Linked DNA regions of Mus musculus: region 1 is linked to region 2. A link is a loop called in an ENCODE intact Hi-C map of the cell type or tissue named here. Cell type or tissue: left cerebral cortex. All regions are shown on one strand. Each heading gives the region's core, and the rest is flanking DNA. Links, peaks and the distances in the headings are about the cores only.

Region 1 (4,198 bases), core at 622-3,121, 130 kb after region 2:
AACCATTTCTATTGTTTGTTTATAGCTGACACAGATTGAAAACGCTCTAAAGAGAGATGCCACCTTCCTCCTCTGTATTTACAGTGTTTCTTAGAGTGTCACCTAGGAATAGGGATGCTCACAGACTCCTCCAGTTCACCTCCCATCTGCATGTGCAGCAGGTGTTCCAAAAATCCTTACCAGTTGGACTATGGCTTCATCATGGGCAAACTGCTTAGCAGTCAGTCAGGCCTGTGTGCCAATTGGAGAGAGGGTACCCTCCCTTCCAGGCAGACAGGGCTGGTGGCCAGGCAAGAGGAACATGGGTTGGGTATCATCCCCTGGGTTGAAGATGCTGTAGAGTGAGGTACCTGTGCCACCCGGGCAGTGGCTCCTTGCAAGATATCATTCTTCCCATGCCACTCCAATGGGGGACACCTCCTGCCTCAGGAAAGCTGGTCTCAGACACTTCCCAGCTTGCTCATTAGTACCCTCTTATCTGAAGGGAAAAAAAGAATAATCCCAGCACTCGGGAGGCAGAGGCAGGAGGATTTCTGAGTTCGAGACCAGCCTGGTCTACACAGTGAGTTCCAGGACAGCCAGGGCTATACAGACAAACCCTGTCTCAAAAAAAATAAAAATAAAAATAAAAATAAAAATAAAAATAAAAATAAAAATAAAAAACAAACAAAACAAAAAGGAACACACACACATGCACAAGTGCACACACACATATACACACATGCACAAGTGCACACACACATGCCCACACATGCACAAGTACACACACACAAGTGCACACACACATACACACATGCGCAAGTGCACACACACATACATATACACACATGCACAAATACACACACACAAGTGCACACACACATGCACACACATGCACAAGTGCACACACACATACATATACACACATGCACAAGTACACACACAAGTGCACACACACATGCACACACATACACAAGTGCACACACACATACATATACACACATGCACAAGTACACACACACAAGTGCACACACACATGCACACACACATACACACATACATGCGCAAGTGCATATACACACACACCATGCACATGCACACACCAAAAAAGAAAAAAGCTCACCTCACCTCACTGTGTGTCCACTCCAAGCAGGGAATTTAGGGTATTGAAGGCTATTTCCCAGCCCTCTCCTCTCCTCCTTGTATAAAGTGCCCATTTTCTCCTGGTCTTTGAGGCACACATCTACTAATCTTTCAGATCCCGTGCCCAGCCTGCCCCATCCACATTTTGTTTTATCAGACTAGCTGTTCGTTTTGCTGCTCCTATCTCTCATGCCTTCCATACTGCTCTGACCTTCATTATGACACTTTTCCTGCATGTCACTAGAGTGGAACTCAAGCAGCCACTTCTTAGCCTCTGTCAGCAAGGCTTCTTGTACTGTAAGTACCCTGTATCTGCTTAGATGTTTAACTCAGCACCACCATTGAATCCCCCAAAGGAATCTATTCACAAACCCTCTTGTGAACACTTTTGACTTCATAAACATATTTTATAGGAACAAGCACCTATTTACCAATCTTTATAAGCATTTCTGTTCTCCAAATTCTTGCTTGGCACCCTTTGCAGAGTTTCTTATTATTATATAATAACTTCCCTAGCATGCCAAGTTGGATCGCTACACTCTACTTCTGCCTGCCTTCCCCATTTATGCTATCAAGCTTATTATTTCCTTATTGTCAAAGACAGAAAGCTCCATGTTGTCCCAACTCTTGCCTGCAGCCATGCCTTCCCTATCCAGGCTCTCCTTCAAGTTAGCCTTCTCTAGAATGAGTCCGGACTAGGGAGAGACAAATGGTTTTCTGTGACACATGTGCAACTGTGGTTGCCTCCTCAGGGATGCAATTCAGAAGAGAAGAACTGCATCTTCCACAGTCACTCAGCCCAGCACAGCAAAGACATATACAGTAAGATTACAGCTCAATGGAGATGGTGTATACAGTAAGCCTATGCCCAGTGAAGATGTATACAGTAGGCCCATGCTTGGTGAACATATATACATTAAGCCTATGCTCAAGGAAGATGTATACAGTAGGCCTGTGTTCTGTGAGTATGTGTACAGTAAGCCTGTGCTTGGGCCTGCCTTTTTAAAAGACAAGACACTAACATTTCTAAGCCCTTTCTGTCTTTCCATTCCTCTTTTCTCCCAGGTGAGGTCCATGACGGGAGTCAGTGCGAAGTGCCTGAAAAGATAGCAGGAACTTTAATAAATATTCTCGGAATGAGTAAGTCAGTACCTGACATGGAAACAAGAAGATGAAGGACAAACTCACACACGTGTTACAGAACACCCTCACACCAAGTGTGTCAGCCTGGCTGAGGGCAGCTCTGAGAAGCTACCCAGGGGCCCTGGATCAAAGAATGGATTGTGGATGAAGTGTGAGCACAGGGTATCATCCATCCATCCATTGGCTTTGCCCTTATCATCATGCGGAAGGAAGTGTAAGAGCTCTCAGGACTTCTGTTCTGTCTTGGTTCCATCACCCCCTGCTAGTGGCCAGGGATGAGTTAACCACTGGGTCTTTCAGTGCTTTTCAACAGTCACGTCTGCAGCTTCCTCCCCAGATGCCTAGACACACAGTCCCCTGCTCCTCTGCGTTCCGAAAAAAAAGCTTTTCTTGGCTGCAGTTCCACACAGGGACCTCCACTGCCCACTGGCAGAAGAGAATTCTTGGCTGTGGAAACGGGTGAACTCCACATATTTTACAGATGAGAGTAAACTCCTGGTGACTCTAAATGTGGTGTGAAACTGACAAAAGTCATTCTGTTGAAATAACATCGCCGCTGCTGCCACCCTACGCAGACACCCGCGTCATGGAAAGAAAAGGTCCCACAGGTCCCCGTGCCTCTGCCACTGCAGCCTCTTGGGCCTTATCCTCAATCCCACGTCATTTTCTCTAATTTTCTACTTTTCCTTTTTTTTTTCTAGTTCTCTTTTTTCTTGTGCATGTATATTTTGTTTGTTTTAGAAGTGTTTTATTTGTCCTGTAGGAAGACTACCCAATGTCATGCAAAGACAAAGGAGAAAAATCATAATCTTTAGTCCTGAGACCTTACCCATCCATCAGAGCCCCTTTCTGCTTAGCTAGATTGATCCCGACCATGTATGCCTGCAGAGGAGAAATAATCACCAATCTGCTGCCACTGGGTCAAGATTGTCAGAAATGTCCTTCTGGACGGGATCGATGACAATGGACATCAGAGACAGCGAGTTCCTAGAAAACAGAGAACTTGTTGATTTATTTTTATGTTAATATATTTTTCTTTGCTTTGGTTGGAATATTTAGGCAGCTCAGACCCCTAGGTTTCTAGGTTAAGGAACGTAAACAGCCAGAGGACATTGTATTTTTCAAGTAATGTCCTCTACCTTGATGTCAGCTGGTTTCTCACAGCCACCAACCAGCACTCTGACCAAAGCCCTGCCAGCCAGGAGTGCCCTGATCATGTACAGAGGTTCCCACCCAACGCATCCGTGGGTGTGCGAGTGTGCGCGCAGCACGTGTTTATGTGTGTGCACCAGTGTGTTTGTGGGGTGCGCGTGTGTCTGCGCGCGCGGGTGTGTGGCGGGGGCGGGCACTGCGCCCGGGGGGCAGGGCTCCGCAGCGAGAGTGGCAGCTGGACTTGCGATGCTGCGAGGGACAGGGTGCAGAGCCGCAGTGCCGTAGCGGGTAGCAGAGGCAGCCTTCCCTTCCAGCAGCGAAGGCGGAAGACCCCGGGGCGCCAACCCTGGTGGCTGCCTGATGTCTCCGCCCCAGAGAGGGCTGCACCGGGAGATCGCCCGGGCGCCCGCTTCGGTCCCCTTCTGTCTCTCGGTTCCTCTTTCCTCCCAAGTAAGGGAATAAGCGGCTAGGAGGGAGCGCCCCCGGCAAGCGCGCAACCAAGTGTTGCATGGTGAGGTAAGACCGCGACCGCGAACCAGGGATCACCAGTTTGGGGGGACCCGGCAGCAACTTGGAGAGCCAGGGCAAAGCAAGAGTGGGTCCCGCGATAGGGAAAGGAACTGCAGACGAGGCCCCTGCGCTCATCTTGACCGCGCCACCTGCCACAAACCCTGGCCAGAGGGGATGCGCCAGTGGACTGGGCAGGGTGGGGCCCCCTCCCTATGTGGTCGGTGCAGAAGCGAAGGTGTGCAGAGGACAAGCGGCCTTGCTTCGGGCAATT
Region 2 (4,198 bases), core at 547-3,046:
AAAAGGGATGGCTGCCTATCCCCAGGGACAGGCTCCACCAAGGCTCCCTGACTCTAACCTGTTCGTTCTGTTGCCTCAAGACACTCTCAGGCAAGAGTGTCTTTTTCCAGAGTGGCCCTCCACAGCATGCAGGAGTGAGCCTTGTAGTCTTAGACCTGTACCCCAAGAGGTGACAGCAGTGCCCAGTGACAAACAAATCAAGTCCTCTTGCCTCTGGTTCCCCAGTCATTGCCTGGAAATGGACAGGATGGGACAGTGCACATCTGGGGTCATCTCAGAAGGACATCTGCTCTCTCCATCTGTTTGTAGCCAGGACTCCAACATCTCTCTCTTCTATCCCTTACTAGATAATGAACATATAACAACTAGCATATAATTCAGCAAATCTGTATATTCTCCACCAAATTAGAAATGCTTCCAGCGGTCATTGATCCCTGATGGCCAGATAAACAAAGAAGACTGCAAACTTCACCCTCCAAGACAAAGGCCTTATAGGCTTGTCTGTTTCCAGCAGGGCTGCCCTCTTGGGCCGACTAGTCCAAACTGGTCAGATGCATCAAGGCCTGTGCTAAACATATTTCAGCTTCATATGAAATTATAGCCTCATCAGCTCCATTTTCCTTAAGTTAAGACAAAATTAGGGCAGAGGGGGGCCACCTTGTGGCACTTTAAAACATTTAAAAGACTCAGACCCTCCCAGGAGAAGTAGATACCTGCTTCAACGTCCCCTCTCCACTTCGTGGGAAATGTTTTTCTCGGTGTGCCTGCCTCCCTCTCCTCCTTCTCTCCTCCCACCATGCTTCTTCATTTTCATAGTTACCTGTTGCTTCCTGTTGTTTGAGATCCTCTCCCTCCCCCGCCCCCCATCCCTCCTTTAATTTCATTTTTAAAAAGAAGAAGAAAAGAAAGACCTCCCTGCCCCTCACAGCACTGAGCTGATTCTGGGTTCCCGGGAAGCTGTTTCTGGAGACTCTGAGCAAATGTTACTCAGTGTTCTTCTCTTGATAAAGGGGGGGGGGGGCTCAGCCCGTGCTGAGCGGAGCCTCCTCACCTCATTCTGGAGCACACTGCCCCGCAGCTCCACCTGCGCCTCCACCCACACGGTGCGTTCCTGCTTGCCAACTTCCCTCTGTGTGAGCCCCTTCGCCCACTCAACTGCAGGCCTCCTTCCGGACCGCCCCTCATGATGAGTAGTTTGTCAGTTACTATACATCAAGCTGCCTCCATCCAGCAACACAGAAAGCCCCATCTGTTCTGGGGAGCCTTCCAACAAGAGCCTCCACCCACCCACCGCCCACAACTGCCAGCAACAGGCAGACTGTCCTGCAAGTGTCCACCCTCCAGGCCCCCCGGAAGGCTCAAGACTGAGCACCCCAGGCCTTGGCTGGGGGAACAGGGCAACAGCATGACTGGCTGGGGGCCATGCTGTAACAAATGTAGGCCTCCTCACTATCGGAGCAGCCCTACCCTGGCATGATCTGAGTGCTGAGCACACTGGTGGGGAACAAGAGCAGGGGGGTAGAAACTTCATTCAATGTAGATCTGGGGGCTTGGGGAAGGTCAGGGGTCTAGTGCTTTCCTAGCATGTGTGAAGCCCTTGGATCAAAGCCTGGTGCTTGTAGCGGTGGGGGGGGGGGGGGGTTCGGGGGTGGGGGCAGTTGGTTGAGGCCGGGCAAGAAAATGTGTATTCTTTCTCCAGCTCAGGACCTTCATCCATCACGTGATTACTACTTTTTTCTCAGGCTCTGTTCCCCACTGCACTGCTCGGCAGGTCCTGTTATGAGAATCATGTCTTCAGCCTAGACAAGTTAGACATTTTCCCAGAAATCCACAGACAAGAGGCCAAAGCAGTGCGCAGGATTCTGAGCTCCAGCTGCCTGGATGAGAATTCTAGCTCTCTGTCTGCCTGTGTCCCTGTCTCTCTCTCTGCCCACGCCCCGCTCCCCCAGCAGTCCCCGTCCCCGTGCACGCGCGCGCGCGCACACACACACACATACAAAATGTATTTTGATGATATCCCGATTATCCACTTTACCCATCCCCATACTGAATTCCTTTCTAATAAATGTTCCTCCTTTCACATATTTGTTGTTCTTATTTACTGTTTTTGCTCCCTTTGGTATGTTTCGGTTTTGTTTTGTTCTGGAGGGTGGAGGTGGGTGGTATTTAATTTGAGTACCAGTGGTAGTACCAATAAGGAATTTGACTCTACCTCCCAAGTAATTACTAACAGCTTATACTCCATCAGAAACGTGTGACACCTTGAGCCCCGTTGCCATCTCTGATAGAATGTTGAGGAGCCCAGGTAAGTTCCGCTATTATTAGTTCACGGACATGACAACCCCGCCTTCCCCAGAAGACTATTTCATATCGTTCTTCCCCATCCTTCGTTTCTTCCCTCCTGCCTTTGTCCTCAGTGCTCTTTGAGCCTTGGGTGGGTAAGACACACACATGTCCTGTTCAGGGCTGACACTCAACAGTCACCTGTTCTCAGCACTTTGACCAGTTTTCAGTCTGAGCATTAACCACTGCCCATTGCAAGCAGGAACTTCTCTAACCAGGATGAGAGGGCACATGCATAAATATTTAGGAGGCAGTTTGACAATTTCCCTTTACCAAACCAATAATAGTAGATTATTGGGGCCTATGACCTCTCTAGCCAAGGGTTTTTGACAGTGCCAGGTATGAATTTCTGGAGGCATACATTTTTTCCAACCTTCTTGAATAAACATTCGACCTTGTCTCTAGCCCACACCCATCAGAGGTAGTGGAGAAAAAGCTATTAGGACATGGGGGAAGGAGACCTGTTTAGAAGTAGTTCTTTAGGGGTGAGTCTAATCTTTGTTGTCAGGGTATCAGCAGTCCAGTCCACTAGCAAACACCAAACACAAATCAGCAGCCGTAGTCCAGTCCTGCCAGCAGACACCACACATGAACCAGCAGCTGCAGTCCAGTCCTCTCGCCAGACACTACACACCCAAACCAGCATATAGGAACTTCACAAGAGGTTCTTTGGTGAGTTTCTCTCAATGGCATTACCACAAGTGGAGCTCAGCACTGCAATGTAGGGCAAGCCAATACATGCGTGTCATGTGAAGAATAGCGAGGTAGAGCAAAGAAAACCAATCTAGAGCTCCCACTGTCTGTGGGGTCATTTTTATATTCCTTCTGAACATTATGAGTCCTTTCACCTGCGTGCCCCAGCAAAACATCATTTGACATAAATGACTTTCCAAAGAAACCAGAAATTTCCACTTCAGATTTCCTCGGTGAAGTGGACTCAAACTCTATCAGGAAGTAGTTGGTTACTCCTGCGATCCTGGAATCAGGATTGAACTGAACCACTGAGCCACTATTTTGCTACTGGGCACAACTTTCAGAGCAAGGCACAAGCTTGTAACATGAAACTGAAATCTGAGATCAGTGTTAAAAACTCAATCTTTCTATAAGTGCAAGTAACTAGGTTTATTTTGCATCTTTAAAACAAGTGTGATGAACACAAAGTTTTGCAACAGAACATCACATAATAACATAGTTGTGACCATTTCTTGCTTTTATTTCATGTTTTTAAGATGTATGCAAATGAAGTCATGGAGAAGAGACCGCCTGCCTTCTTACCAGTGTGGCCTTCCTTCATCTGCAGTCTTCAGAGCTGTCATGTCACATTGTTAGACAGTAAATCAACAGTCTCAATAGAACTAATACAATATAGCCAAGCCTGAGTCTACTCAAGACTCTCTTGGAGATGGGTTCATGGCTGTTTGCTGTTCCTCTCATCCAATCAGTAAAGGCCATATCATAAGATAATCTGTGGTCAAAAGGCAGGGCTGGCCTTGACCATTCCTCCTGATGCAATCATGCTGGTCCACCAGAACAATTGTGAGGCTTTCTACGCTCTACCTTGGTTAAGTAATGCAATGGTTGATCCATGGAAATTTCCCCAGCTGGAGATGAACTGGAGGAGCCTGATTAGGATGCATGTACATGGTGATTGGTATCCCATTTGTAGTTGCCTCAACTTTGCCCATTCATTAGGTTTAACTCTATCTCTATGCCTAGGTTGTACCCTAGGCCCTTAAAGTGATCATTTGTATGATGGATCCCGGTGGTTGGTTCAGTTTCCTAGTGATCCTGGGGTGAAGGCAAAATTACTGTATATTTCACCTTATCAGGAGTTCCCTATCATTAGCCATTACAT

Evidence for each region. Peaks named below come from ENCODE experiments on the same cell type or tissue, not always from the same donor. Only the 100,000 strongest peaks of a DNase experiment are listed, where the experiment ranks them.
Region 1: it touches region 2 in a loop (4-fold over the local background); 6 of 42 quality-filtered maps call a loop at or near these places.

What each region holds. Positions count from the first base shown.
Region 1 is chr16:22,656,684-22,660,881 of GRCm38, reverse strand. Dgkg (diacylglycerol kinase, gamma) reads left to right here and starts at 3,651. Exons shown (of 25, transcript NM_138650.2): 1 at 3,651-3,933. In left cerebral cortex, for the core only: no CTCF peak of the experiment used is centred there; DNase peaks (open chromatin) are centred at 1,707 and 2,656.
Region 2 is chr16:22,787,216-22,791,413 of GRCm38, reverse strand. No RefSeq gene overlaps it. Among named protein-coding and RNA genes, the nearest start is that of Gm30416, 3.0 kb to the left of the region's middle. In left cerebral cortex, for the core only: no CTCF peak of the experiment used is centred there; DNase peaks (open chromatin) are centred at 1,194 and 1,818.